3 separate regions of the Homo sapiens genome follow, and regions 1 and 2 are each linked to region 3. The links are chromatin loops, found by intact Hi-C in ENCODE. Cell type or tissue: HepG2. All regions are shown on one strand. Links, peaks and the distances in the headings refer to the core of each region. The heading gives the core; the rest is flanking DNA.

The links. Peaks named below come from ENCODE experiments on the same cell type or tissue, not always from the same donor. Only the 100,000 strongest peaks of a DNase experiment are listed, where the experiment ranks them.
Region 1: it touches region 3 in a loop (3-fold over the local background); 2 of 110 quality-filtered maps call a loop at or near these places.
Region 2: it touches region 3 in a loop (6-fold over the local background); 5 of 110 quality-filtered maps call a loop at or near these places.

Annotation. Positions count from the first base shown.
Region 1 is chr12:71,410,455-71,421,329 of GRCh38, forward strand. No RefSeq gene overlaps it. Among named protein-coding and RNA genes, the nearest start is that of LGR5, 24 kb to the right of the region's middle. RefSeq lists a silencer at 5,286-5,335. In HepG2, for the core only: a CTCF peak has its summit at 5,374 (motif pointing right); DNase peaks (open chromatin) are centred at 1,347 and 5,377.
Region 2 is chr12:71,467,834-71,475,833 of GRCh38, forward strand. The region is part of intron 1 of LGR5 (leucine rich repeat containing G protein-coupled receptor 5); the gene reads left to right. Among named protein-coding and RNA genes, the nearest start is that of LGR5, 32 kb to the left of the region's middle. RefSeq lists a silencer at 4,902-5,102. In HepG2, for the core only: no CTCF peak of the experiment used is centred there; DNase peaks (open chromatin) are centred at 1,538 and 4,728.
Region 3 is chr12:71,533,076-71,541,075 of GRCh38, forward strand. It overlaps LGR5 (leucine rich repeat containing G protein-coupled receptor 5), which reads left to right. Exons shown (of 18, transcript NM_003667.4): 4 at 2,040-2,111. LOC105369833 (a long non-coding RNA gene) reads right to left here. Exons shown (of 4, transcript XR_001749200.2): 3 at 902-981. Among named protein-coding and RNA genes, the nearest start is that of LGR5, 97 kb to the left of the region's middle. In HepG2, for the core only: no CTCF peak of the experiment used is centred there; DNase peaks (open chromatin) are centred at 3,356 and 3,986.

The DNA.
Region 1 (10,875 bases), core at 1,173-9,172, 120 kb before region 3:
TTTTAAATACAGGATGTGTATGAAAAATTATCCAGAGAAATAGATATCATAAAGAAACAACAATCACAACTTCTGGAAGTGAAAGACACACTTAGAGAAATATAAAATGCACTGGGAAGTTTCAACAATAGACTATAACAAGTAGAAGAGAAAACTGCAGAGCTCAAAGAAAAGGCTTTCAAATTAACCCAATCAGACAAAGACAAAGAAAAAAAATTAATGAGCAAAGCCTCCAAGAACTTTGAAATTATGTCCAACAGCCAAACCTAAGAATAATTGATGTTCCTGAGGAAAAAGAGAAATCTAAAACTTTGAAAAACTTATTTCAGCCAATAATTGAGTGAAACTTCCCTGGCCTTGCTAGAGATCTATACTTCCAAATACAAGAAGCTCAAAGAATACCTGGGAAATTTATTGCAAAAACATCATCACATAGGCACATAGTCATCAGGTTTTCTAAAGTCAACACAAAGGAAAGAAGTTTAAGAGCTGTGAGACAAAAGCATCAGATAACCTATAAAGAAAAACCTATCAGATTAACAGCAGATTTCTCAGCAGAAACTTTACAAGTCAGAAGGGATTGGGATTCCATGATTATCCTCCTGAAGCAAAACAATTGTCAGCCAAGAATTTTATATACAGCAAAACTAAGCTTCATAAATGAAAGAGAGATAAAGTCTTTTTCAGACACTGAATTTGCCACTACCAAGCCAACACTACAAGAAATGCTGTAAAACAATTCTCAATAGTGAAATGAAACTCTGAAGTACACCAAAGTAAAACCTCCTTAAAGCATAAATCTCACACGGCCCATAAAACAATACAATGAAAACACAATGAAAAAGAAAAACAAGGTATTAAGGCAACAACTAACATGATGAATAAAATAGTACCTCACATCTCAATACTAATCCTGAAGGTAAATGAATTAAATGCTCCAATTAAAAGATACAGAATGGCAGAATGAATAAAAATCCACCCACCAAGTATCTCCTGTCTTCAGGAGACTCACCTAACACATAAGGACTGTCATAAACTTAAGGTAAAGGGGTGGAAAAAGATATTCCACGCAAATAGAAACCAAAAGTGAGCAGGAGTAGTTACTCTTATATCAGACAAGACAGACTTTAAAGCAACAATAGTTAAAAAAAAAAAAAAAAGATCAAGAGGGACATTATTTAATGATAAAAGGATTAGTTCAACAGGAAAATGTCACAAACCTAAATATATATGCACCTACTACTGGAGCTCCCAATTTGATAAAAACAATTATGACTAAACCCAAGAAATAAGATAGACAGCAACACAATAATAGCGGGGACTTCAATACTCCACTGACAGTACTAGACAGGTAATCCAGACAGAAAGTCAACAAAGAAACAGTGGACTTAAACTATATCCTAGAACAAATAGACTTAACAGATATTTACAGAACATTCTACCCAACAACTGAAAAATATACATTCTTTCATCAGCACATGGAACATTCTCCAAGACAGACCATATGATAAGTCACAAAACAAGTCTCAATAAATTTAAGAAAATTAAAATTATATCAAGTATCCTCTCAGACCACAATGGAATAAAACTGGAAATTAATTCCAAATAGAACTCTCAAAATTATACAAATACATGGAAATTAAATAATCTGCTCTTGAGTGATCTTTGGGTCAACAATGAAATCAAGATGGAAATTTAAAAATTCTTTGAACTGAATGATAATAGTGACATAACTTATCAAAACCTCTGGGACACAGCAAAAGCAGCGCTAAGAAGAAAGTTCATAGCATTAAATGCCTACAACAAAAAGTCCAAAACGGCAGAAATAGGCAATCTAAAGTCACACCTCAAAGAACCAGATAAACAAAAAACAAAATAAACCCAAACCCAGCAGAAGAAAAAAAATAACAAAGGTCAGAGCAGAACTAAATGAAATTGACACAAAAAAAAAAAAAAACAAAAGAAAAATGAAACAAAAAACTGGTTCTTTGAAAACTTAAACAAAATTGATAGACCATTAGCGAGATTAAGAAGAGAGAAGATCCAAATAAGCTCAATTAGAAACAAAATAGGAGATATTACAATCAATACTCTAGAAATACAAAAGACCATTCAAGGCTACTATGAACACCTTTATGCACACAAACTAGATAACATACAGAAGATGGCTAAGTTATTGGAAATGCATCACCCTCCTAGATTAAATCAGGAAGAAACAGAAACTCTGAACATACAAATAACAAGTAGCAAGACTGAAACAGTAATATTTTTTTCTTTTTTTTTGAGACGGAGTCTTGCTCTGTCGCCCAGGCTGGAGTGCAGTGGCGTGATCTCAGTTTACTGTGAAACAGTAATTTTTTAAATTGCCAACAAAAAGAAAGTCCAGGACCAGATGGTTTCACAGCTGGACTGAAAACTGAACTAAACGGGGAAAAGTTGGAAGCATTGCCCCTGAGAACTGGAACAAGACAAGAATGACCCATTTTCACCACTTCTATTCAACATAGTACTGGAAGTCCTAGCCAGAGCAATGAGACAAGAAAAAGAAACAAAAGTCATCAAACTGGTAAAGAGGAAGTAAAACTGTCACTGTTCGCGGTTGTTATGATCATATACCAAGAAAACCCTAAAGGTCCATCCAAAAAGCTCCTAAATCTGATAAATAAATTCAGTAAAATTTCAGGATACAAAATCAATGTACACAAATCAGTAGCACTGCTATACACCAACAAGAACCAAGCTGAGAATCAAATCAAGAACTCAACTCCTTTTACAACACTTGCAAAAAAAAAATAAAATGCTTAGGAATATACAGAACCAGGTGAAAAATCTCTACAAGGAAAATTACAAAACACTGCTGAAAGATATCATCAATGACACAAACAAATGGAAATACATCCCATGCTCATAGATGGGTACAATCAATATTGTGAAAATGACCATACTGCCAAAAGCAATATATTGCTTTGATGATGCAAAGCATCATATTGCTTTTGGCAGTATGCTCAAAATTGCTGCAGATTCAATGCAATTCCCATCAAAGTACCATCATCATTCTTCACAGAACAAGAAAAAAAAACATAAAATTCATATAGAACCAAAAAAGAGCCTGCATGGCCAAAACAAGGCTAAGCAAAAAGAACAAATCTGGAGGCATCACATTACTCAACTTCAAACTATACTAAAAGGCTATCGTTGCCAAAACAGCATGGTACTGGTATAAAAATACACTTAGACCAATGGAACAGAATAGAGAACCCAGAAATAAAGCCAAATACTTAGGGCCAACTGATCTTCAACAAAGCAAACAAAACATAAAGTGGGGAAAGGACACCCTATTCAACAAACGCTGCTGGGATAACTGGCAAGCCACATGTAGAAGAATGAAATGGGATCCTCATCTCTCACCTTATATGAAACTCATCTCAAGGTGGATCAAAGACTTAAATCTAAGGCCCAAAACCATAAAAATTCTACAAGATAATGTTGGGAAAACTCTTCTAGACATCTGCTTAGGCAAAGAGTTTCTGACCAGGAACCCCAAAACAAATGCAACAAAAACAAAAATAAATAGACTTCTGCCCAGCAAAAGAAATAATCAGCAGAGTAAACAGCCCACAGAATGGGAGAAAATATTCACAAACTATGCGTCTGACAAAGGACTAATATCCAGAATCTATAAGGAGCTCAAATATGCAAGAAAAAAAAAACAAATAATCCCATCAAAAAGTGGGCAAAAAACATGAAAACATAATAGATATATAATCAACAGACATGAAAAATACTCAACATCATTAATTATTAGGGAAATGCAAATTGAAACCACGGTGAGATACCACCTTACTTCTGAGATAATGGCCATTACTTAAATACCAAAAAATAATAGATGTTGGCATGGATGTGGTGACACTTTTACATTGCTGGTGGGAATGTACACTAGAACAACCACTTTGGAAAACACTATGGAGATTCCTTAAAAAACTGAAAGTAGAACTACCGTTTGTTCCAGCAGTCCCAATACTGGGTATCTACCCAGAGAAAAAGAAGTCATTTCATGAAAAAGACACTTGCATGCTTATAGCAGTATAATTCACAATTGCTAAAATATGGAATCAGCCTAAATGCCCATCAATCAATGAGTGAATGAAGAAAATGTGGTATATATACACCATGGAATAAAAAGGAATGAAATAATGGCATTCACAGCAATGAATGGAGTTGGAGACCATTAGTCTAAGTGCAGTAGCTCAGGGATGGAAAACCAAATATCATATGTTTTCACTTATAAGTTGGAGCTAAGCTGTGAGGACACAAAGGCATAGGAATGACATAATTTGGAAACTCGGAGGAAACAGTGGGAGGGGTGAGGGATAAAAGACTACACATTGGGTACAGTGTACACTGCTCAGGTGACGGGTGCACCGAAATCTCAGAAATTACCACTAAAGAACTTATCCATGTAACCAAAAATCACCTGTTCCCCAAAAACTATTGAAATAAAATTTAAAAATTTTTAAAAGAATAAATGACAAAAGACACATTAAATTTAAGCTGTCTTTCTCTTAGGCGCTACTTTGTAAACCTATCCAAAAGAGCATGTGTGAGAATGTAATATAGTATAACCACTTTAGAAAAAAATTGGCAGTTCCTCTAAATGTTCAGTGTAGATATGACCCAGCAATTGCATTCCTAGGTATCTGTCTACTCAAGATAATTGAAACATATGTCTACCTAAAAACTTAAACACTAATGTTTATAGCAGCATTATTCATAATAGCCTAAAAGCAGAAACCTCATTGCCCATCAAATAATGAATAGATTAACAAAATGTGGTATGTCCATATAATTGAATACTATTTGTCAATAAAAACTAATGAAATACTGATCCACAACACGAATAAACCTTAGAAACAGTATGCTAAGTGAAATAGGCAGACACAAATAAACATACATTGTATGAACCCATTTATCAAATGAGTCCAAATTAGTTAAGTCTATGGAGACAGAAAGTAATTTAGTGGTTTCCAGGAGCTAGTGGCAGAGGAGGTAGGGTAAAAGAAAGAGAGCTGTAGCCAATGGATAGAAGATTTCTTTTGGGGCGATGAAAAATGTTCTAAAATTAGATTATGGTGATGGTTGTGCAACTCTGTAAACACAGTAAAAACTAATTGTACACTTTAAACAAGTGAATCTTATTGTATATAAAGTATATATCAATAAGACTGTTAAAAATTGCTTTAAAAACAGCATGTTTGCTTCCTACCTTGACCAAGAGGAGACTAGCAACAACAGCAAAGGTGTTTCATCCCTATCTTTAGCAACATTTGCACTTTTCGTCAGCCCTCTGCTAAACGCATCATTCACTACCAGCAGAGGGAGCTAAAATGATAGTGTTAACCAATCTCTGCTCCCAATCACGCATCCTGTGAAGACAGTAAAAGACTATTTTCAAATTTAAAGAAAATTAGGGACAGTTGAGTTTGTCCCTACTTATTTCTACTTATCAAAAGGATTGAAAAGTTGATGTGACTATTCGTCTCTTTAAAACAAGTTCATATTGATCTACTTATACATCACAGCTTCTTGATTGCACAATATTCTCCATAAGAATATCTAGATATAATGTGATAGAATTCGACATTTGACCAAATCCTTTTGTTCTCTTTCCTTATCACTTGCTTTTTAGACAGTCAATAAAATGCAGCAAAACAAAAAATTTACATCCTCCCATGAAACCTAATCATTACATACATGCATCTCCCAGCTTTACCCCTGCTCCAGGATCAACCAATTTGTAATGTCATTACAGTGCTTAGGATATTACTGCAAAATAAACATTGGCTATTTTTGTTATATCCCAGGTTGATAAAACAGCTTATGAAAGGGCATTCATTTATTCTAGAAATGTTATTGAATGTCTTTTATGTTACCAGGCAGTGGTGAAAAAAAGCAGATATAGAAAGTGCCCTTGTGTGACTTACATTTATATGGGGAGGGGTCTTGATATAGAATAAACATACGAATAAAATGGAACACCAAATTGTAATAAACACTTTGAAGGAAAGGCAGAAAATAATTAGAGAAATTATAACAGGGGCTGGGGGGACCTAATTTAGATTGGGTGGTCAGGGAAGGTCTTTGAGGAGGAAGCACTTACCCCTAAGAATGGAGAAGATAATATTCTAGGCAGGGGAAATAGTATTCCGTGAGCCTTGAGGAAGGAAAAGACTAAAGGAACTTCAAGAAAGCCTGGGGCCTGTGATGAAAAATGGTACTGGCTGAGGTTGAAGAGTAGGGAGAGGGCCAGACCAGGTCAGACCCTGTAGGCCATGTTAAGGGATTGATATTCTATATTAAATGTAATGTGGAGCCACTGAAGAATTTTGAACCCATACGTGGGTTATCATTGTTGCATGTCTAATAAACCATTCTGGCCCTAGAGTAGAAGCTTGATCAAAGAGGCTCAAAAGTAAATGTGAAAAGGGCATGCTAATGTAAGGAAATCAACAATTTTTTGTGAATTGAATGTGAGATTCAGGAGGGTTGGGAAATTGTGGAAGTCATTCTAGAAAATCAATGACACAGTCCCCAGCCTATTTCAGGGCAGGCTCCAGAATTCATGGCACAGTCTGTGTTCATTCCATTTCCCTGCTAACACCACTCCTAGCTACATCCTCAAAAAAGGATCAGCAACTATGAAGAGCATAGCCAAGCAACAGTAATTCTGCTTTTCCCTCTCTCAGGTTATGTAGAATCAATCCTAAAAAAGAAAAATAATAACAAACTACTCGCATGCTTCCCTGAGAAAACACGCCTAATTTAAAAATATATACGTGCTTTCCTAAAACTGTGGGCCCCTGTTGCTCCAGCTGTTAGAGTTACAATGGTGCATCAAATGAGGGTAATCAATTTAACACAGATGAGTAAAGATATAATATTTCAAGCTGAGCATTGGAATTAACTAAATTTACATGCATGTTGTAGTGGAAAAAGCAGGGAATGTAATTTCAGAGGACATGGGGTCAATCCTTACTCAACCACTTACAAGCTCTGTGACTTCAGGCAATTTACTCAACTTCTTTAAACCTCCAGGTCCCTGTGTGTAAAATGTAGATAATAATAATGTCCACCACACAGAAAGGTTATGAACATGAAATGAGTATGTTAAATGTTCAATGGCTTTTCGATGTAATTATTTTAAGAATATACTTCCAAAAATGTAATCAAGTTCCTCAAAATAAATTTCTATTAAAAATAGAAATCATTCTAGAAAATAGCATTTTCCTTAATAACATTTAACTTGATTGAACATATTAATCTAATTTAATAAATTGAAATATGTTAGGTAGTTCTCTGCATCAAAAAAGTACCATACAAACAACTATAAAGGAACTAGTTATAACTTTTCATTATTGTAGAAGTGCTAGATATCAGGAAAATAAAGGGACATGAAATAAATGGAATGTAAAAAATACCACCTTAGGTTCTAAAGAATGAGACTACTTATTTCCAAAGGCATATCAATATACCCTGGAAACAAAATAATCATTCAGTGTAAAAGCATTATGAAAATATTTCCAGTATCTCAGTTCCATCACTTACTCATTATGTGACTTTACACACTTAAAAGTCTATAAACGTCAACTTCCTCATTTATGAAATGGAGATAATTGAACCTAATTCATAGGTTGATTGTGAAAAGTCAAATAAAATTGTACTTGTAAAGCACTTTAACACAGTCCCTGACACAAGTAGGTACTGAATAAATGTCAGTTGTCATTGATATTATTGTTGTTGTCTCAATATCTGAAAGTATGTTCTAGGTTTTTTGCTTAGAGAATATTTTGGGGTGTTTATTTCAGATATTTTCAAATAGAATAAGTGAATTCATTCCAAGTAGACCCAGTCTCCATCACAATTAACCAAGTGTAGTGGCATGCACCTGTAGTCCCAGATACGTGGGAGGCTGAGTGGGAGGATCTCTTGAGCCCAGAAGGTTGAGGTTGCAGTGAGCCACGATCATGCCACTGCACTCCAGTCTGGGTGACAGAGCAAGACCTTGTCTCAAAAAAAAAAATTACTCTTTCTAAGGGTTATTAAAGACCTCCACAATGCTAAACCTTATAGACGTTCTCCCTCTTCATTTTAAATTAATTATGAGTATAGTTTACTATTGATCACTCCTTGTCGCTTGAGATAGTTTCTTTCATAGCTACCAGACACTGCTGTCTTCTAATTTTCCTCTACTCTTACTGGCCACTTCTCCCTAATCTTTGCTGGTAATGATTCTGTGCATCAGCCTCTGCAGTTGACCTTTTATAGGCTAGCTTTCAGAGCACTTCAGGTTCAGTACCTGGACCTCTTCCCTATTCTACCTCTACCCATCCCATTAGTGATCTCAACAAGTATTGTGGCTTTTAATACTATGTACATTCTGACAATTACCAAATTTTAATATCCATCCTAGAGTCCTCCTCTGAACACCAGACATATATATTCAATTACATATTGTTTGCATTCAGACATAATATACTCTCTAAATTAACACATTCAATTCCTGCCTCCTTTTCTTTTCTTCCAAACTTTTTCTTCCCACAGTCTTCCACATCTCAGTTAACGACAGCTTCATCCTTCCTGTTGATCACAACAAAAACCTTGAATTCTTCCTTGATTATTCCCTCCCTGTCACAAACTTCAAATCCAATTCATCAGCAAATTCTGTCCAATCTATTTTCAGGACATATCCCAAATCCAGCCCCTAATCCAGCCGCTGGTTTCACTTCCACCGTTATCACCCTAGTTCAAGCCACCACCTGGACTAAGATATCCTTGCCTTTTCCTCCACCCCTCTTCATAACTCATCTCTTCCCCACCCAACAGACAAAAACATTCCTTTAAGTATAAATTAGATTGCATCACTCTTCTGCTCAAACCCTCCAGTGACTCTCCATCACACTCAAAGTGAAATCCAAAGTCCTTGCAATAGCCAGTCAGAGACCATCCTGAAGTCCTCCTTCCTTTTCAGTGCACTCCAGCCACACTGGCCTCCAACTGCCCATCAGACATGACAGCCTGCTCCAGCCAGCTCAGGGTCTTTCTATTTGCTGTTTCTTCTGTCTGGAAAGCTCCTCCCCATGGATGCCTGCACAGCCCACTCTCTGATTTTCTTTAGGTCTTTTATCTGACATCACATCTTAGTGAGCCCTCCCCTGGCCATTCTACTTAAAACAGAAATTCACCCTCCCTGACCTCACACTTCTTACCTTCCCATCACTGCTTTTTTTAATTACCACCTGACATTCTATATATTTTAGATTTTAGAATATGTTATATTTTATTAATTTTATTCTATTTATTGTCTGCCTCTCTAGAATGTAAACTTACTCTAGAATGTAAAGGGCAGGGATTTTTATTTGTTTTTGTTTGCTTGCTATTCCTCCAGAACCAAGAGGATCTTGCCATAGCAGGCACTCAATAACTACTTGTTGAATAAGTGGCAATGACGAAGGAAAGCCAAAAATAGATGTTAATTGACCTCCTAAACATTGTTAAAGCCTTAAGCCTTCTGGCACTTAAGTAGTTCAATTTTAAACTTAAACAATATTTTAATGTGCCTGTGAAACAAAATCTAGTATAGCACACATAATAGTTGGTCCCAAGCCAGGTGCAGTGGCACCCACCTGTAGTCCCAGCTACTCAGAAGGCTGAGGTGGATCGCTTGAGCCGAGGAGTTTGAGTCCAGCCTGAGAAACATAGTGAGACCCAGTCTCTAAAAATTTTTTTAACAAAAATACTGGCCCAGATCCCATACTTGCTAAAGGTAAGCCAGGCACAGAGCAGTGAGAGGTGTGTGGGCAAGCGAACACAGGGTCTGGCCACTGCACACAGCCAGTCACACTGGCTGTTGCAGTGGGGCGGGCAGCTCCAGGCACCAGCACAGGTGCTGGCTCTGTGCAAGGCTGTGGCTGGAAGAGATGTACTGCACACATCCACTGCAGTCACTCGTGTCTGGATGGGTGGAACACCATGGCACCCAGAAGCTTGGAGATGCCAGGAACTGCAGAGCCCCAAAGAGGGTGTCACAGCTCTGGCTCAGGGAGCCCCTAGGTCTGGGTTCCCCAAAAGGCCATAGTTCTTCTGTTTTTCTCATCACCCACAATATGGCAAGAGGCATGTGGGGGTGTTTTTCAGGCCTGTTGTGTTATAGCTATTTCAGTCCTGTCATTCAGTAGGTCCTGAGTTCTTGTCCCATGTCCAGAAAGAACAAGGTACACAGACAACTGGAGGGCAAGGAAGGCAGAGAGGAGCATCACTGAGCAATGGAACAGCTCTCAGGACACCCACAGTGGGTAGCTCCTTTCCATAGGCAAGTCATCTTGACATCTATTCAAGTCTAGCTGAGTCTAGGGTTTTTATGGGCTCAGAAGGGAGGAAGTACATGCTGATTGGTCCATGGGTGGCCATGAGCAGGCCCAGAAGAACCAGCAGCCCAGCCCCAGGCTTCAGGCAGTCACTGGCTTGAAGGTGCAGTTTCACTAGGGACCCACCCTTTTCTGTCCAGATGTCTGCCTGCCCTCATTAACATGCTGTCCACCATGCCCAGGCTGCTCACAACAAGGGGCACCTGCAGGCCCATGCAGAGCAGTTCTCAGTTGCCCTGACATCCCTCCCTGAGCTCATTGTTGCCCAAATCTTCAAACGGGGGCCAAGGTGGCAGGGGGCTGGTGTGTCAGTGCCACCCAAGCATGTGCACACCTGGCTGGGTCATGACAGCACCCAGGCTCGGCTTCAACTTTGCCCAGAAATCAGAGCAGGCACCAGGAGTGGGGAGAGGCCACAGAGTGGGAGCAGGCACTTCCAAGCCTACAGGGGCAG
Region 2 (8,000 bases), core at 1-8,000, 65 kb before region 3:
AATCCAAAGTATTTTATTGTTTAAACTTGCAAAGCACATTCCATCTAAGAATTTCACAGAGCCTTATCTGATTCCTTATTAATTCTCACAAAGTTGAGAGAAATGCTTTTAAAAATATTACATAGGCTAAGGAACATTATGTCATATTAATGTGGGATAAGCAGATTGATTTTCACTAAACATTGTGAGAGTTTAAAAGGGTAATTGAATATTTTTAATGCTTTAGCCTTCATCTATTTAATTTGTTTCTATATTTATTTTGATGGCCAGAAGCTGTGCTGTAAATGACAAACTGGTAGGCAAGACAGTACCCAGACAGGTACATGTAGTTTTAGCAAGACTACTGGGACATTTGGAAAAATAAAATAAAATGTTGTCTGTTTTTAAAGGCAACAGTTGTAAAGTTGTCAGTCTGAGTCTCCTATTTGCACTGATTGCACTTGATAAAAAATAACAAGCTGTGACAAATAGAAGGGCAAAGTTTCAGTAATTCACTAAAGAATGTCTCTACCCAAAGCTTTGTGGCAAAAAAATGTCTTGTTTGAGGCACAATTGCAGAGTTGAAATAACAGCCCATGAATACCCTGGAGAAATGACTATGTACCCAAGGTGAATGCTAAAGCCTTCCCTCTTGAATGAGCCTTTTAATCAAGGCATTATCTAGGCTCTGAAAAAGTCTTCAGTGGTCCTACCTAAAGATTAATGGGAAAAGCCGAAACTCTGAGTTGGCCTATTTGCAGAAACAATTTTAAAGATTTACTGATGGTTGACAAATGCCATTTAAGCTTTCAAAGCCAGCCATATGCTTTTGAAAAGGATTTAAAGGAAATCCTCCCACTACAGAAGACAACTTTGAAGGATCTCTGTGGTAGCCTCTTTTTTTTTTTTTTTTTTTTTTTTGGTGCGTGGACATGTTGAGTTTTCTCTTTCCTTCCTTTTTTCCCACATCTTTGCTAAATTCCTAAAACGTGGGGCTCAGAAAAGGAATAATATATTTCTGTATTCAGAAGGTACTCATAATTTTGTTTGTCAGTGAGAATTAGATAAACTCTTGCCAAACAATTGTGTATGTTGAGAATATCTTTCTCAATTACCTTTGTATTAATATAAGAGCTGTAAATAGCCCCCCAAATATTAAAAGTGTAATGTCACATTGTTCGAAAAGAGAATTGATGCTTTCTAAATGTGTTTAGATTTTGTTCAATTTTTGTATTTTCGTTTAGTTTAAATTTATGTTTAGTTTTAATGTGGAGATTATTTTCTACTTCCAGAATGACTATGGGCACCATTTTCCTTCTACATTCATTCTCTGAGCATTTTGCCATTGGTTTTTGGCCAGGTGAATTTATTCAGCCTGAAAAGTAACCGACTTCCAAAGAGATTATATTTAAAACATTTCTTCATAGGGTAAAAATCTGAATGCAATTTTAAAATATTACCCAGTCATAATGTGGATTAGAATTGCCTCACTTCACACTTTGTCATTGCCTTCTTCTACTAACTTCAGTGGAATCTCGAGGTGATTTCATAAACAGGGCAAACTCCTGGCGTCCTCTGGCCTGATCCTGGAGGCTGAGATGAGTCACTGTGTGCTGGGCGGGCCTGTCACTCCAATTGCCTGCCTCCGCGTGGGCGCTGGGAGTGGGAATCAGTGCGGTTCAGGAGCAGCACGCTCTGGCCTTGTTTGCCCATTTCCCTGGGCCGCTGACAGTGATCTGACAGAAAGCGACACTGACACAAAGAAGCCAAGAGGGGCAGGAGATGGGGGTGAGGTCAAAGCGGAGAAACTGAGAAAATCCAGTGAAGTGGAAGCTGAAAGGATAAACGCATGAAGGCTTAGAGCCGCTTCTCGGCCCACTTCAGTCGGCCACACCTCCCCCAAACCCTGGAAGAAATGCCCCCACTTAACTGCCTTGGTAACAATTAAAGGCCCAGTGCCATGAAGGAAGGAAGGGTTTTTACAGAAGTGCCTTAAATCCCACTGCCTCCCCGCCGCCCCACCCGCCAACACCTAGAAAGTCTTGTAGTGAGTTTCCTGCTCTTTCTTTTAAAAGCAGGAACCTAATGAAGGCTCACCTCTAGGCAGAGTACCATCGCACAACACACATTCCAGTGTGCAGGGCCCTTTCTTGTCCTCCCTTCTCACCTGGATTATTGAAGTGACCCGCTGTGGGCTGACTGTCCTCTAATTCATTCCCAGGCCACCACCAGGGAGACATTTCTACCTCTGCTAAAAAACCTTCAGTGCCTCCTGGGGGTATCCATACCACCAGCAGTATCCAAAGTGATCTTAGTTGATACTGGGTCATGAAATCTAAAACATCTTATCACCTAAAGGGAAAGTTGCTCCCTTTTCAATTTCCCTTCAGCCCTTCTGGCTTCATCAATGAGAAAGTCTTAGCCAGGGTTAGTTTGTCTTCCACACCTCTGTTGCTCTCACTAAACTCCCTTTTTATCAAAGGGAGAACAGGCTTCAGGCTCAGTTTGACTTGGCAGCAGCTAACTAGGAATATAACTAGAATTTATTAACATTGTTTGGTTTTCATTGTATGTACTTTAACAGTTTCCTTCCATGTATGACAGATGATACTGGTTTTCTATTTACAGGTAATGATGGATCTTTTCCACTTTTATTTAACTTCCCTAGGTAATTTGAGTCCAATAATATATATCCATAGGTCTATAGATATGTCTACATACACACATATATGTCTTTATGTATGTAGATGTGTGTATACACATACGTAACACAAATGTGTATAGAATCATATTTAAGTTACTGTCCTTATAGCAAAATAATGAGTTTGGGAAACACTAGAGTATGAGATAAAATCCAAACGCAGCCTATAAATCTTGCTATAATCTTACTCCCACCCCATCTCTAGGCAGGCTCAACTTTCTGCACTGCCTCATGGACACCTTACAACAAACCATCTCTGACAGAACATGTGCTGTCCCTGCACGTGAGGCCAAGATTGTCTTCCTCACTCTACTCTACCTAGATGATCCCTCTTCATCCCTAGATTAGGCACTAGGCCACCCCTCAATGGAGCTTTTCTGCCCCATCTTACCCATGTTCCCCTTGTCTGAAGTATGCTCCCCTCCAATGAGCTCCCGCAGCATCTTGGTTACATCTTTATTAGAGCACTTACCAAATTCATAACTATTTGTTTGTCTCCCCTCCCCATGAGGACAGGAATGTTGTTCAGATCCCTGACACACCTATCTGGTGTACAGTATTTGTTCAGTAAATGTTTAATGAATTAACAAATTCTTTTTATCAGGAAGGCAAATTATCAGAGCTACCTAATAATCAAAACTTTTTAATAATAATATAGTAAATGATTAATAAATAATGAAGTCAACCATAATGGGTAAGAATAAGGGCTCTATCAAAATGTGGAAATAACCCAAATGTCCACCAACTGATGAATGGATAAATACAGTGTGGTATATCTACACAATGGAAAATTATTCAGCAATTAAAAGAAATTAAGTACTGATACATGATACAATATGAATGAGCCTTGTGTGTGAGTCTGTTTGTACAAAATGTCCAGAATAGGCAAATCTATTCTGACAGAACTAGAGACAGAAGGCAGATTATGTTGCTTACAGCTGAGGAGTAGGAGGATGTTGGACTGGTTAGTGACTGCTAATGGACATGGGATTTCTGGGTGATGAAAATGTCTGAAGTTAGATTTTGGTAATGGTTGGAGAACTATGTGGATATACTAAAAATCACTGAATTGTAATACTTTAGGTGAGTTGTATGGTATATGAATTATAGCTCAATAAAGCTGTTTTGTTTTTTTTTTTTTAAGAGTGAGGGCTCTAAGAAAATTTGTTTTGAATCCTCCGCAACTTACCAGCTAGTGATCATGGGCAGGATATTTAGCTTCTCTGTGACTCAGTTTCCTTCCTATAAAACAGGAGTAATAACAGCCCCCACCACAAAGGATCATTATGGAGACTGAATAGGCCAAGCACAGTGCCTGTGACATAATAGCACTCAATAAATATTAGCTATCATTATTACTAAAAGAGTATGTAGTATATTCTGAATCATGAGGGAAAAAAACAACATATTCTAACATACTTGTAATAGTCTTTGTGTCTTAGTGACATGCCTTCAGAATGATAAAATAAACTTTGGGGACTCAGGGAAAAGGGTAGAAGGGCGGTGAGGGATAAAAGACGACACATTGGGTACAGTGTTCACTGCTTGGGTAATGGGTGCACCAAAATCTCAGAAATCATCACTAAAGAATTTATTCATGTAACCACACACCACCTGTTCCTCAAAAACCTAGTGAAATTTTTTTAAACATAGTGATGTGCCTGCAGCATATATAACATTCTTAGTTAATAAGAATACTTTTTACTTACTCATATACTAATTTTATATACCATGTACAATTCATGACAAAATGCATGCATATACATACATTATAATGCCATTTAAACCTTAGAATAGCCCTATGAGATAACTATTATTATCCCCATTTTATAAACAAGGAAACTGATGCAAAAGGTAACTTGCTCAAGTTTCCATGCCTCATACATGGCAGAACAGAAGCCGTCTGACCTCCAGGTCAGTGTTCTTTCCAGGACACCAGGCTCTCCCCGGAGCAAGTATGCCCACAGATACATACCCAGTAAACAGGGAAATCACTCCAAGGGAGAGCTGCCCCAATAGATATAATAGGTTTCACAAAGCTGTCCTTATTCAAACATATCTCCCACATCAAACAACCACAACATGTCCTCCTATCTTGTGTGAGATTTTACAAGAAGAAATATTCTTTTGAAATGGAAAATAGGCAAAGCCTTTGTTTCAAGAATGTTGTTAAACAAACATAACCTGAGAAAGGATAGGGCTGGGGGATCCATACCACAAGGGTGTGATCCTTGTCTCTCAACACTGGCATTGTAACACTATTAAGAATACTGGCTAAACAAGAGCTTCTAACATCTGACTTCCATCACTCTAGTCAGTAGCAAAATATGTGTTACACATGGCATATGAATTCCACAGCACACGTTGATTGTATAAAGCACATTCTATGATCAAAAAGGACAATGCAAACCTAATCCTAAGTGGATAGTAGAATTCACTTGGAATATCTGGGAGCAACCTTTATGGCTTTAGGTTAAATTCTCTCTCCCCAAGAGTGAGTATTCAATGAATAGAGTGATAGAAGCTTCAGTGCACATATACTATGCTATCAATAATTCATATATGAACATAATCGATTTTAGTATTTAATTATTGCTAAATCTCCACCCTCAAAGAGATTACAATCTAGTCTGAAAGATTTTAACGGTGGCCATGTCTTACAGGATCTTACATTCCCAGCACATCATGGATCTGGCACACAGAAGATTCTAACAATCAACATTCATAGAAATGTTGGTTGAGTGAATAAATAAGTGAATGAATTATGATTTGGGAGGAAATTGTGTAGTAGGTTTATAAATTATCATCTTTTCAACACTTAAAAAAATATTCATTATTAATTTGTTGAATGATGAATGGCAGGACTTTAAATGAATTAATGTGACAAGCTGAGTTTTCAGAAAGAAACTGAAAAATGAATGGCATTTTGGTTAATTTCCACTGCCCTGTCTGTTTTATTCATTTAAAAAAAATTTTAAGTCGGGGCATAATGGCTCATGCCTCTAATCCCAGCACTTCAGGAGGCTGAGGTGGGAGGATCCCTTGAACTCGGGAGTTCAAGACCAACCGGGGCAACATAGTGAGATCCTGTAACTACAAAATATTTTTATTAAATAAATAAATAAATATAAATATAAAAATTTAGAATTTGGTTTAAAAAGAGGGATAAATTTGCAGTGATAATTTAAGTCATCCTTAATTTTAAGAATATGATTATTCAATTTACCAGATTACTAGTGTTTTATTATTATATATAAAACAAATGAAATTACAGAACAATTATCTATATATCCTTAGATCCTGAAGTAATACACTCTGTATTCATTTGCAATCATTAAAAATTTAGAGTCAGTTTACCATCCTACCAAGTAGCTAAGTAACAACACCTCGCTTTCCCAGAGGTCAGTCTTCTTGCAACTTCAGCCTCTTAAAACAAATCCAAGAGTTGAAAAAGGATGCTGAGTGTCGAATATTACTGTACAAATCTCATGCACTAAAATCTCTTCAAAAATGAGCCCTGGGATCTCTTTCACATCCTATTTGTTTTCTTTTACATATAATCCAGATAAGCTTTCTTATTTGGCTTTTGAATGTACGTTGAATATATATTTCAATTCTATAAAAACTAAATACAAAAAAAAAAATCCCTTTCACTTTTCATTGATAACTGCAGGACTTATCAACTAATAACCCAAAAAACAGCAAAGGATAAACAATTCAGAAATTAGAACCAAAAAATAAAGCAAAGCTATCTATCACCATTTGGTGTGTTAACAAGGAATCCCACAGTTTTCACTCATTAGTTTCAAAAGTTGCTCCCGAGCAGGTACTGGTGTTTATAAGATGGTGACCATGAATGATAAGAAAAATTAAAATTCTTTTTAAGACAGTAAAGTATAGAATAAATTACTAAAATATTCCTATACCAATTTTTAACATTGAAACTGTCTTGGCACTTTAAAGGATAAGCTTCAGTTTAGGTGGGAGACCCACACCTACAGAAAAATCTATTTTAAAATCGACCCAGTAAGTGGGGAGAAGTTATTTTGGTATTTAAAGTTTATAAACGGATGGTTTAGTTCCCCAATCTTTTAAAATACTACCATTAGTAAATATATTACAAAGCAACATATGTTAATACTCTCTAGATTATGTCCTTGCCTGTATTCAATTTCACATGACAGTATGTGGAAAAATCAATTTACTTAATTTTAAGCTTGTAGGGCTTCTTTTAGATAATGTTCAAAACTATAAACAATGTAGCAACTGATCGTCTTCTAGAATGAGTCTGATAAAAAGTGAATTATGTAATTCTTGAACTTGGAAAAGGAGGAAAAATACATCATAGCATAGAGTTACTTTAAAGCTTTAATGTTGGCCAAGGGAGATTAAATTGCCTTTGGGGTGTACAGATGCAGAAGATTCCGTTGGTGTGCTTTTCAAAGCAAAGACAGATGATATTAGGAAATAAAGCATGAGGGCTTCTGCTTTAATCTGTCCACATTAATGTTTTGATCTGTGACTAATTGGAATTGCAAGTAGGGTTCAAGAAGATTCTCAGCCAATCTGAGGCTAGCAGACATGTAAGTCTCCCAAAAATGCATCTAGGAAGATTGCTTGACCACAAATGAAAGAACGTGTGAAGAATTGTTCTAATTTAAGCCTGTTAGTGCATCTAATTCAAAATTAATATGGAATAATGACACAAAAATGACAAAAAAAAGTTGGCTATCAAGAAAGAAGGAAAATAAACTAAAATATACTATACAATCTCCAAAATTAAAACACTGTTCCCTTTATACGTCTTTAATTTAAAACAAAAGAAAAAGAACTGCCACCCAAGAGATTTACTAAATCCAAAGATGATGTCATTTCCCTGCTTAAAGTCCTAGAGTGGCTCCCAGAGCCTCCAGGATAGTCTGAACTTCTCAACGTGACATATGAGGCCAGCTTGATCTGGCCTTGGCTGTTGATGCTTTTCAGGCCTCCTAATGGGTCGTGTTGCAACACAAGCACTTCCATTCAACTATGCCAATCTATTGTAGTTTCTGCAGAACAGCCTGCTCTCTTATGCTGCGACGCTCTTGTACATGCTGTTCTCCTACCAGAAATGCTTTTCCTTCTCTCACTCATCCCCCCCTTATCATAGCTGATATTTCTTTTCAAGACTCAGTTTAAGTGTCAGGGCCTCTTGGAACCCTAACAAAAGAAAGGTTGTGATTAACAGTTTAATATAAGTAAAAAGAAAATTCTCAGAGAGTTTAGTGGAAGAAGAGATTAATTCCTAATCAGCTAAGATCTAGGAGAGATTTTTATGGGA
Region 3 (8,000 bases), core at 1-8,000:
CCTGGGATTACAGAATCCCAGAACTTTGGGAGGTTGAGGTGGGAGGATCACTTGAGGTCAGGAGTTTGAGACCAGCCTGGCCAACATGGTGAAACCCCATCTCTACTAAAAATACAAAAATTAGCCGGGCACGGTGATGCATGCCTGTAGTCCCAGCTACTCGGGAGGCTGAGGCAAAAGAATTGCTTGAACCCAGGAGGCAGAGGTTGCAGTGGGCCGAGATTGCGCCACTGCACTCCAGCCTGGTGACAGAGTGAGACTCCGTCTCAAAATAAATAAATAAATAATTAAATAACTAAATACATAAATATTTAGCACAGCATGGGGTAGTTCTCAGTGTGTGGTGCCCTGCTCAGCAGTATTGGCGTCACCTGAGAGCTTGTTACAAGTGTGAATTTCCTGGCCCTTCCTCAGACCTACTAAACCAGAAACTTTGGGATGGGGCCCAGCATTCTGTTTTAACAAACCTTCCAATGGCTTCTGATGAACCCTAAAGTTTGACAACCAATGGCATAGAGTTTTCTTTTTCTCTGGCTCATTAAATTGTCAAACCCAGTACAAAAATTATTAGTTTCGAGAAAGGGCCTATTAATGTACATTAAAAGGGCCAATTTTTACTGAATGCTTATCATGTAGCAAGCATTGTTCTATGAACCTTCACTCATTGAATCATCACAATGAGCCCTGCAAGGTAGGTGTTATTACTGATCGCTGAGGCATAGAGAGATTTGGTGATTTTCCAATCTCTAGTGGCAGAGAAGAGGTGGTCAGATTTGAGAATCCATATTCTTAACCATACCGTTCACATGCAATCTGAGAATTTACACAGTCAGCACATATGCCTCAAGAGAATGCTGCCTGGTGCACTGGAAAACACACCAAGCTTTGGAGTTAGACACACCTGGGTGGAATTCCAGCTAGTCAAGTAGTGAACAGAAAGAAACTTCCTTTGCAGAGATGAAAGAACCAGGCAGATTGTTTCTGAAACACAAATACAAGTTTGCAACTTAATAAGTAGAAATATTTCTTTAAAACTTCTGCTTTCCTAAAATAGTCTTCTGCCTCAGGCTTACATGGACTACAAAATACTGGGAGAAAAAAAATGTGCTGCAGAATTCTTGTGTTATAAACATTTATGAATAAGGTAGCAAAATATAAGGAATCTCATGGGAATTTGTTTCCATGCTATTTCCTCATTAGCAATGATATATTTTTATTTCATAGCTTCCAGGCGTTTCCATTCTGTAGTCCCCATATTATGAAAAACTGTTCAAGATTTTCAAGTGCAAGTGCAAAAACACAAATACTTCACAAAAAGAATTTAGCTTATATCAAAATAAAGCCATGCAGAGAAGGGAGACAATTTTAGCCTCCTACCATTATCCTTATTTCCATTTGGTGTAACTTATACAAGTAGCAGATCCTTTAAAAAACATATATAAGAGCATGTCATTTTCCTACATATGCCCTTCAACAGTGGTTTCTCATCACACATAAAATAAAGCCTTATGGTGGCTGGCAAAGCCCTCCATGAGATGGTCTCAGGCTCTCTCTCCCAACCTCGAGTCCTCACTCATTCCTCAGAAACAGTTGGTCCTTTGCTGCTCCTTTAACAAGTCAAGCAAGCTCCCTCCAGCCTCCAGCCCTTGTACTTACTCTTCTCTTTTCCTTGGTAACTTTTCCCAAATATTCACAAGGATTTTCTCCCTGTATTCCTTCTGGTCTCCAGTTAAATATCACCTTTCAGAGAGACCTTCCCTGACCACCTTTAAAATAAAAATCTCACCCCCTGATACCATCTATCCCAAATTCATAGTTTTGTTTTTTATTCATAGTACTTATCACTTGTCTCATGTTAATATATTCATTTGTTCATCTTTAATTATCTTCACTCTTCACAGGAATTTCAGCTCCCCAAAAGACAAGACTTTGTCTGATGCTCTGTTGTTTTTCTGACACCTGGAACAGTGCCTGGCCTTGTTTAGGCCTGTTATTGTTCATTTTTTTTAACATTTTTCTTTATTTCTTTTAACATACAGTATGCTGCAGAATAATCAGCTAAGACACGTACCCACAGAAGCTCTGCAGAATTTGCGAAGCCTTCAATCCCTGTAAGTATAGTAGACATTGCAAAATATATTTAAGATCAATTTGGGAAGAAGCATTGAAATGTTCAGTTGACCATTTTAGTATGTTCCTTGGTTGGGAGTCATACCTAAATGTATTGTGAATGAGAGCCCATTAGAGTAACAACTCTTCATAGCCTCATTGAGCAATATGTATGGGAGGAACCAGTGTTGGAGTTTGGGGTTTTAGGGTGGACATTTAATTGCAACATCTCCAGTCCAAAGCACTACTTCCAAGATCCTGTCCTACATTCCCTTGTAATATTCTTGCTTCTGAATTCGAATAAGAAATAGTGCTTTCCTTTTACCTAAAAAAAAAAAATAGATGCTGTAATCTAGACATTTTGACATCTTTGATTTATTCTGTTTTAGGATTATTTGAGTTGCCTTGTAATCAAGTTTTTTCGAGTCAAATAAAGGCTTACTATTTTAGTACTGCCTATATAATACATTAGGGATCCTCAAGTCAGGAGCCTAAGATCTACTGGTATATCCTGAAGCTTCCCCATCACAGAACACAGATGTGCAGACATGGCCATAAACAATCCCACAGATACAAACATACCTTAGATTCACACACCACACACAGACACATGGACTCACAGAGGTGTTGGTGTTCCCTACTCTGAATCCACAACTTTTCCATCAGGAGTTTCCTACCCCCCTACACACACTGATTTAAAACTTCTGAATAAATAAAATTACTCACAAAAGAACATTCTCCCAGCTAAATGTTTTGGAACTTGTATTGTAAGCAGTTGATTGTAGTGATTACTTGGCAAGTCTATACCACTACTATTTAGTCAGTAAATCTTCCTCCCATTAGAATGTATAAGTGTTTACAATATACTGCATGATGTCCAATATATCACACGTGTGATATATGCTGTAATTTTACTTACAATGGAGATGCACATCTGCCAAACAAAATACTGGGTTGTAGTTCGTGATGAGGAAGATAAATGCATTAAAAGGGCAAATAAATATTGATAAATATTGTGGACTCCAGCTGAAAATTGTTGTAAAGAATCCTTCGGTTAATAATTACATATAGTTTGCTTAATGCGTTTTACCGAGGTAACATAGAAGGAGGACTGTGAGATTTGAAGATGATACTTTCGTCCTTTGATCTTTTTTTCTTTTTAATGAAAGAAAATCTGTGCTTGAGATCATTTCAAGCCTTTTACTCCAGTCAAACAAAGTGACTTCCTAGGTTTTCACCAGCCTATAGATAAACAAGCCCACAAGGGCCCCTTTGTGGTATGAGATAGGTCTGTTGTATTTTCTGGAGCTCCTTAATGTCATGACAGTATCACTTCTCCTTTGTTGCACAAGCCTTTACCTGAAGGAAAGAAGAAACAGCTGGAGAAGCAAAACAGCCTCAAGTTGGGGTATCTGTGTGGCAAAATTGAAATGGTGATAATGGCGGTAGCCAGTAGGAACTTTAAACAGCTGCAAGGCAGGCAGTAGATAGAAGGATAAGAGTTTGTAACCAAAAGCCACTATCAGCTGAAAGAAGATCACAAACAGAACACAAACAGAAGTGAACTCTTTGAGAAAAAGAAAACCATGAATCTTTTGTTCACTGGAACTGGTGGTGCCTGCCTGATAAAGGTGTTCAGATTTAGTTTCTTACAGTCTAGATATTCACTGTTCACCAGGTGTCTCTACATTTGGTTTCTGGTTTTGCAAAAAGAATAACATTTTGAAACTTTATAACTATGTGTTCCCTGTGAAAAGGTCAAGGGTTAACTTTCTGGTTTGACACTGACCACATCCAAACTAAAGGATCTAGATAGATACTCGGCCCCCAGTTCACACTGGATTGTATCAGCTGGGTTATGCAATGTTTGTCAGGGGCCCCTTTGTCCAGAGCACAGACAGACCAGTGTGAGTGTTGAATGTTGACAATGTGTGCCAGTGTCCCACTTTTTCTCACTGATATTTTTTGTGCAGCTTTGATGCAAGACTTAAGAGTTGTCAAAAAAAAAAAAAAAAGCATGATATGTTGGGAGGTTAAAGTGGGAGGATCACTTGGAGGCCAGGAGTTTGAGATCAGCTTGGGCAACATAGTGAGACACCCCCACTGCCATCTCTACAAAATAAAAATTAAAAAACTTAGCTAGGTGTGGTGACATGTGCCCGCAGTCCCAGCTAGTCGGGAGGCTGAAGCAGGAGGATCACTTGGGCCCAGGAGTTTGAGGTTACAGGTTACAGTGAGCTATATCATGCCACTGCACTCCAGCCTGAGCTACAGAGCACCACTCCAGAGTAAGAAAAGAAAAGAAAAGAAAAAAGAAAAGAGCATGATAAACATAGGCTGAACCACCAACTCTGCAGATACCATATTGTACCAACAAAAGGAGTGCCCTACCCATACATACACAAGGCCAGTTTGGAGGTTTAGGGTATATTGTGCCCCTTTAAAGTTCTATTGTCCTGGTTTTAAAGTATTTAATTGTACTTCTCCTTCTTCCTTTAAGCACGTCTAAAAATAAAAACATTAGTTTGAATTTACTGATCATTACAAACATGCATTCCTTATCCATTCTCCATTCATTTTCCAGGCCATACGTTAGCCTCTGTGCTTCCGTATCAATAAAGTAATGATGAGAGTAGGACTCTGCCTCATCCACACTGCCAATGCCTAGAAAGTCTCCACTCCATTGCCATCTCTTCTTGGACTGGAGTCAACCCTTAGATCTTCACTTAGCCTTTTTTTCTACATGGTTTCCCTTTTTTTTTCTTTTCACTCTCTTGAATTCACTTTATTTTTCTCCACGTTATTATTTTTCTTGGATTATACATTCACTCTTTAAGAAGCACTCTACCCTTGATAGGGGCTGTGAGCTCATTGTCTTTATACATGCCTGGCCTTGTATAAAGAGTAATGGCAAAAACCACATTTACTTTTGTACCAACTGAATAACTTCTACAGCAGGCCTTCTCAACACTGGCTACAAATAAGATTCTTCTGGAAAGACCCAAAGCCTAGACTGCAGCCTAGAACAATTAAAATCAGAATCTCTGGCCAGGTATGGTGGCTCATGCCTGTAATCTCAGCGTTTTGGGAGGCTGAAGTGGGAGGATCACTTGAACCCAGGAGTTTGAGACCAGCTTGGACAACATAGTGAGACCCCTGTCTCTCTATAAAAAATTAAAAAGTTAGCTGGGCATGGTGGCCTGCGCCTATAATCCCAGCTACACATGAGGCTGAGGTGGGAGGATCACTTGAACTCAAGAAGAATTCGAGGGTACAGTGAGCCCTGATCATGCCACTGCACTCTCTGAGGATAGGACTCATGCATGCACTAGTGTTTTCTAACTGGCTTAATTGCACAGTTAAGTATTTCCTAAGTGAAAATTAGGAAAACTATTGACCTGACCTGGAGCATTCCCTCAGATGATCTGCAAAGTATTCTCCAGAACTCTTTTCAAACCTGAAATTACAAGCTTGAGTAATGCAGTGAGATGCTGTCTCTAAAAATAATTAAGTAAATAAATAAAATTGGCTGGGCGTCATGTGCATGACTGTAGTCCCACCTATGCTGGAGGCTGAGGTGGGAGGATCATTTGAGCCCAGGAGTTTGAGGCTGCAGTGAGCTATGATCCTGCCACTGCACTCCAGCCCGGGCAATAGAGCAAGACCGTGTCTCTGAAAAAAAGGAAAAGAAATACCTGAAATAATAACAAAATCCATACTTTGCACTCTTCTATGAGCTAATAATATACTTAAAATATAAAAGTCAGGCATTGTCTTATTTGTGTTTAATTGAAAACAGCTTGCATGCCTATGCATTCCACTGATAACCCAGGGAGATAAAGTTAAGAGGCCACATGCTCTATCACCCTGCTATTCAGATTTGTTCTGTGGGCCAGCAGCATCAGCACTGCCTAAGAAATGCAGAACACTTGGTCTCAGCTCTGTCTTACTTAAAAAAATCTTCATTTTAACAAAATCCTAGGTGATTCGTAGGCAAAATGCATTTGAGAAATTAAAATTGTTAGTGTTCTATAACACTAACAAAGTGGTCTACAAATCAAAAATGGTTGAAAACGACTGACGTAGATCATTTGCATTCTTTGCTCCACCCATATACACTTGGCTTCCTTGAATAAAGTTTAGGAAATTTGATACACTGAAATTGGTAACATTGCTGTCAGGAAGAAACAAATTGTGCTCATGTTTCAAGGAATGTTAATTTTCCACTTATTCCACATATACAAAAGATGTTTTGTTCATAATGGAAACACATAGGTACACTTGTGGTTTTTTTGTTTTGTTTTGTTTTTTGAGTTGGAGTCTCACTCTGTTGCCCAGGCTGGAGTACAGTGGTGCGATCTCAGCTCGCTGCAACCTCCACCTCCCAGGTTCAAGCGATTTTTCTGCCTCAGCCTCCTAAGTAGCTGGAATTACAGGCACCTGCCACCACGGCTGGCTAATTTTTTGTATTTTTGTAGAGACAGGGTTTCACTATGTTGGTCAGGCTGGTCTCGAATGCCTGAGCTCAAGTAATCTGCCTGCCTTGGCCTCCCAAAGTGCCGGGATTACAGGAGTGAGCCACAGTACCCAGGCCACTTGTGTTCTTTTAACTCTTCTGATGCTAACAAATTGCTGGGCTAAGGAATAAGAGTGCAGGCCCACAAGCCAGAGCCCAGAAGCCCAGAGCCTGCCCCTGTACAGTATGTACATTTGGCTTCTGACATGGCAATGACTTCCCAGACACCAATTAGATTTTTTGTAATGTAATCAAATATAACCTAATTTCCTTTCTGTTTTTTGGAAGGGAATAGGAAATGTAATCAGAATTCACAGTAAGCTGTATTTTACCAAAAAACTTTTGGGAGTATAGACATTTGAGGACTAGAATCAGATTACAGTGATTTGATGGAAACTCAAAACTTAACCCTCCCATACCCTCACACTTTTATATTAATAGTTAAGAAATCAATCTATTTAAAAAATTGCTTCATTTGTGATTGTCATTAATGAATTTTAAGCAACTCACTGTCACTAGTGAAGTTCAAGATGACCAAAGAGAGTTGCATATTCATGTTTGTCCAGATAACCAGAGTACTATTTAATGCCTGTTGGTTTTTATTCCAAGTGTGCACAAGTGAAGCTAACTGTGGAATTTGCATAATCGCAAAGGTAATAGGTTGGCAAATAGAAAATGAAAGAAGAATTAAACATATCTTTATTATTGTCTCTATTCTCCAATTAACTAATATTCATCTTCAGAATATGACTATATTTTAAAACTCAAGAATAATGTATAATTTCTGCCTGGCACACCAGCTGCCCATACATCTTATTATGATATCATCTTCAGGGCTATAGAACCCACCCCTGGACTCTATAAAATGTCAATAACTTCATCGGATTCTGCATGGTAATCTTTTCCTTACAGTAGTCAAAAAAGAGAGAGAAAATAAGTGAGAGGAATGGGTGAGGAGGAAGACATGGGGCTCACTGTGCTGAGCAGGAGGTAAGACAAGCCTAGAACCAGGAGCAGTTTTCTCCCATTAATATCCAGGAGGCTATTGGGCTTCAGACATGGGATATAGAATGGGAAGGAAGTAACAGAAGACAAGGAAGTGTAAGCAGACCAAAAGAAAGAAGATGAGGTAGCCAAAAGAATAAGATTAAAGGATCAAAGGGGTTAAAAAAACAGTGGTTTTAGTATTGGTGATATTCCTTCCACTAAAATAGTCTCCAGAAACAGAAATCACAAGCCTATACAATAAAAATGAACCGTGACTTTAGTTTGTTTTGCTTTCTTCACAAAAGTGCCAGGGTATTAGGTACGTATTGGGATGGAGGTGAACTTAGAAGTTCTAGAGGCCAAAGCATTTGTCTATTGCACAGTGAAG